Linked DNA regions of Mus musculus: region 1 is linked to region 2. The links are chromatin loops, found by intact Hi-C in ENCODE. Cell type or tissue: heart. All regions are shown on one strand.

Evidence for each region. A loop is a pair of places that touch in the nucleus more often than their neighbours do. Peaks named below come from ENCODE experiments on the same cell type or tissue, not always from the same donor. Only the 100,000 strongest peaks of a DNase experiment are listed, where the experiment ranks them.
Region 1: a loop joins it to region 2, with 3 times the contacts of the local background. A loop is called at or near these places in 2 of 42 quality-filtered maps.

Annotation. Positions count from the first base shown.
Region 1 is chr7:105,406,121-105,408,620 of GRCm38, reverse strand. Cnga4 (cyclic nucleotide gated channel alpha 4) reads right to left here. Exons shown (of 6, transcript NM_001033317.3): 4 at 2,494-2,500; 5 at 1,471-1,820; 6 at 1-971. The coding sequence ends at 511. Among named protein-coding and RNA genes, the nearest start is that of Cnga4, 2.8 kb to the right of the region's middle. In heart, no CTCF peak of the experiment used is centred here; no DNase peak of the experiment used is centred here.
Region 2 is chr7:105,224,906-105,227,405 of GRCm38, reverse strand. No RefSeq gene overlaps it. Among named protein-coding and RNA genes, the nearest start is that of Olfr687, 1.6 kb to the left of the region's middle. In heart, a CTCF peak has its summit at 1,128; no DNase peak of the experiment used is centred here.

The DNA of each region.
Region 1 (2,500 bases), 180 kb before region 2:
TTACACATCACGTTCATTTTAAAATACTACCTGGCCCAGCTCAGACCTGAAGTCTGGCCATGCCTGGAAGCAGCTGAAGCAGTGATCTAGTAGTTTAGAAATTTTAACTGCCTTCTTTCCCTGTAGCTTCACACTGTCCTTGTCCTCCTATACCAGCGACCTCCTTTAAATGTACAAAGGTCACCCCAGCAGTCCCAGTGCATTAAATTGTTCTCTGTGATCACAGGGTGAGCATAAGTCATAGGTATGTTTATGAGGATGCACTGGGAGCAGAAGACAGGAACATTTTATGTGGAACTCAGTCTTGCGCCTGAGCCTGAGTGTGTGCATGTGTGTGTGCTGCTGGTGAGTATGGGACATGTATGCTATGACCCACATCCATAGCTAGGCATCTCTAGGCCAATTTACCTAAGTTTCTGTGACCTAGCAAATAGGATGACAATTCCTGCAGGCAGACTTTCCTACCACTCTGGAATTACTTGAGCTGGGAGTCCTAGGGTGAGAATGGGGTCATTCTAGGCCTGAGGGTCCCTCCTGGCCAGCTTTTTCCTCTCCATCCTTGGACGTTCCTTCTCCAGGCTCAGCCTCATCATCAGCCTCACCCATGTCGTCTGGCATCGGCCACTCTCGAGTCTGCCACTCCAGCCTTTCAATGCGGTAAGCTATCTTCAGTGCGCTGGACTCCAGCTCAGCCAGGAGGCGAGCAAACTTGGTCTGTAGGTCATCAAGCTGCTGGTCGAGGCCTTTCAGCCGAGACTCTGTGGCCTCCTGGAGGGCGATCTCAGCTGCCTCAGCATTCACATCCAATTTATTCATTTTGAGCAAGATTTCACGGCCCTTCTCCTCCATGACTGCCTGGGCCTGTGGGTACTCACTCAGCACCTCCCGTAGATCCTCCTTGCTGAGGCAGAAGAGGTCTGAATAGCCCAGGCTCTTGATGTTAGCTGTTCGTCGGTTTCCAGACATGTTCCCTGTGGTCCAAGGGCAGACACATGAGGGGGTGGGTGGGTGGAGAGCAGTTGGTAGAAGACAGGAAGGTCACATTTCACTCCTGAACCAGGATGTAACCTCCACATTGGTGCTTCTGAGCCAAGCCACTTTTCCTGACTTGTTTTTTTCATCTAGTAAAGTGCTAGTGACCAAGCTCTGTGCTTATCAGCAACCTTCCTTGATAGATGACCAATGGGTAGTTATATAACAACATGGCTGGTACAGTAATGTTTAGCTGGTCTGCTGGCACTTCCAGCACATGGGGAACATGAAAGCTCTGTTTTTTTAAGGATCCTTCCCACCCACTGACCTTAGCTCAACTGCTTCTTCCCAGGCAACAGATAACCCACATCTTGCTTCTCTCCTGAGCCCTGTAGCAACTCAGACAAGGGCCAGATCTCCTAAATCTACATGCCCCAAAGTACCATCCTGTCCCGGGGTTCTGCCACCCTGTCCCTACCAGTTTCCTTGGAGACTCACCTTTGATGTTGATGATGCTAATCTCCCCAAAGTAGAGCCCTGCACCAAGCACAGCATACTGTGTGACACCGTCATCTGCCACCACAGCCAGCTGGCCCTCGCGGATGATGTACATCTCTCGGCCAATGTCCCCTTTGCGGCATACGTATTCGCCTGGTGAGTAGGTCTGGGGCTGGAGCTTTAGCACCAGCTCTTCCAGCAGGCTGGCTTCACAGTTCTGGAAGATCTGTACTCGGCTCAGGGTAGACAGGTGTACGGATACAGCGACCTCTGCCCGCAGCCGCTCAGGCAAGTGCTGCAAGATGGCTACCTCATTGGTCATCTTCTTGTTGATCTGCAGATGCTGGTACCTGAGAGAAAAGCAGAACCATTTACTCACTGGAACCCAGTGTGTCTGCCTCTGCCTACTCACCAGGACTCAGCTCAGCCAAGAGTCCAGCCACACTGGCTTCTCATAAGAGCAATGGGATCCCTTTTCTTTGTTACAGACATGATCTTTTCTACCTCATCCAAGGTGTAGAGGCCTCGACCATTTGATAGACACATTTCTTTTGCCTCCCATTAGGCTCCACCCCCAGCCTCAGTGTCTTGTACCACTTCCACATTGCATTGCTTTAGTCAGCAAGCTCCCACCCTCTTCCACAGGCATTGTGGTAGGTAGCTTCCTGACATGAAGACATTTCCTTTATTCAGAACACAGTTTGCAATCTCATGATACAATCAATCTGTTGGCCATCTCCTGCCTGGATAGTTGCCCTCTACCCACTCCTTTCAGAGCCTCCCCAATCCTCTCAGTCAGAAGCAGCTCTCATTCTCTTGTCACTCTTTTATGCACATTCCTCTCTTTGTCACTCTCTTGCTCACCCTCTTCCCCTTCCAGATTCTCTCAGTAGAAGACACCATATTCTAAGCTCAATCTAGTAGACCTATGAACGAATGCCACCCTCCGGAAGGCAGCAAGACCAGAGTTACTGCACTCAGGTCCTCAGGCATACCTCCCCCGGTCTATAGCCACCCTCTCACCAGTCAA
Region 2 (2,500 bases):
AAATAGCTTTTGTTATATAGCCTTGAACAGCTCAGAAAAGCTCTTACCTCATTACCCTAGATAGATCGACTAGCACTGTCCTTTCTTTAGACAATTGCTTTGGCTGTTAGGGGCCTATGTGCACATTTTACAATCAGATAGTGAAATACTTAACTACAATTTTACATTTATTGAGTATGTTAGTGTTTGGAAGGGGTGTGTGTGTGTGTGTGTGTGTGTGAGAGAGAGAGAGAGAGAGAGAGAGAGAGAGAGAGAGAGAGAGAACAAGAGAGAGCACACATATGGGCCTGCAGCATCTCTGTAGAAGCAGGGGACTCTTGTGGAAATAAGATCTTTCCTTAAACCATTTTGGCTCCAGGGACCAATCTCAGGTCATCAGGTTTAATTTGTCAAGTCACCTCAGCAGCCCTAACTTATCAATTTGTACAAAGAAGTCTGCTAGGTTCTCATCTATGTGTCTTTAGAACAACTTGGGCATATTATCAGAATGTTACATTTTCAGTCCATGAACATGTTTGGTGGTGTGATAAGGGGTGTAAGCTACAAGAGAGAGCTCTGTCTGCCATGATGACAGAACAAAAAGCTATCCTAGAGCTAAAACAGCCAGAATTTTAACTTAGATTCTCAGGCTATAAAACTAAGTCCCTTTGAATGTCCCCATGAGATGAAAACTGTCCCTCCTGCCTCTGCAAAAACATTAGTACAAATGTCTAGATGACATGAAGGTAGGCTTTTTCTAACTTTCCCCCTAGTTCCCACATCATGGGTAAAGTGGCAAGGCACCAAAATGTCTACAATCAAGGCAAATGGCACACTGTAGGTCTTTAAAGCCTGACTGCACAATCACTCAGTATTCTGTTCTATGTACAAGAGCACTCAGTGCAGGCAGGGTGAAGGAGCCACAACCATAGTAAATGGGAATCCATCAGAACCCACCAGGGATGGCAAGAGCTACAGCCTCTCCCTCTTCCTTCTCATTCCATCTGCATCCTACCTGCTGAGGGCAGGCACCACAGACACAACAATAATAAACTTCACAAGCCAGCCAGTCACTCTGCCATCCATGAGACCTCTAAGCTGGATTGGAGTGGCTTGCTCAGCCCTCCACACTTCTTGGGTGGTACTAGGCTGCTGCCTTGTGGTAAAGAGCCAGGACTGCAAAAAAAAAAAAAAAAAAAAAAAAAAAAAAAAAAGCAGAGAGCAGTACAGCTTGGCACCTTGGGGACCTCTCTGGCAGCTCTGTGAAGCCATCTTGTTATGAGCAGCTGGGCATGCAATTCCATTGGTTGAGCACAGAAGCTGTGGGGGTCTTCTCAGAGCAAGGTGGGTCACACACAGATGCACCTGGACCTTGAAATCTGTCACAGAAAACAAGTTCAGAATCAGTTAATGATTTTATTAAACAGAAAGACAAAAGACATTTTTTGTTATTAATATTTTTATTTTAAAAGATTTTGTTATTTTTTTTAATTTTTATTTTGTTTGCTTTTAATTAAAGCTGATATATATATATGTGTGTGTGTGTATAAAAGAAAGTGTCAGTTGTTATCTGCTGAAGCAAACAATTTTTAAAAAAATTTTTAATATTTTTTTATTATGTATTTTCCTCAATTACATTTCCAATGCTATCCCAAAAGTCCCCCATGCCCTCCCCCCCACTTCCCTACCTACCCATTCCCAATTTTTTGGCCCTGGCGTTCCCCTGTACTGGGGCATATAAAGTTTGTGTGTCCAATGGGCCTCTCTTTCCAGTGATGGCCAACTAGGCCATCTTTTGATACGTATGCAGCTAGAGTCAAGAGCTCCGGGGTACTGGTTAGTTCATAATGTTGTTCCACCTATAGGGTTGCAGATTCCTTTAGCTCCTTGGGTACTTTCTCTAGCTCCTCCATTGGGAGCCCTGTGATCCATCCAATAGCTGACTGTGAGCATCCACTTCTGTGTTTGCTAGGCCCCGGCATAGTCTCACATGAGACAGCTATATCTGGGTCCTTTCAGCAAAATCTTGCTAGTGTATGCAATGGTGTCAGCATTTGGAAGCTGATTATGGGGTGGATCCCTGGATATGGCAGTCTCTAGATGGCCCATCCTTTCGCCACAGCTCCAAACTTTGTCTCTGTAACTCCTTCCATGGGTGTTTTGTTCAACAAATGGTGCTGGCACAACTGGTTGTTATCATGTAGAAGAATGCAAATCGATCCATTCCTATCTCCTTGTACTAAGGTCAAATCTAAGTGGATCAAGGAACTTCACATAAAACCAGAGACACTGAAACTTATAGAGGAGAAAGTGGGGAAAAGCCTTGAAGATATGGGCACAGGGGAAAAATTTCTGAATAGAACAGCAATGGCTTGTGCTGTAAGATCGAGAATTGACAAATGGGACCTCATGAAACAGCAAAGCTTCTGCAAGGCAAAAGACACCGTCAATAAGACAAAAAGACCACCAACAGATTGGGAAAGGATCTTTACCTATCCTAAATCAGATAGGGGACAAATAT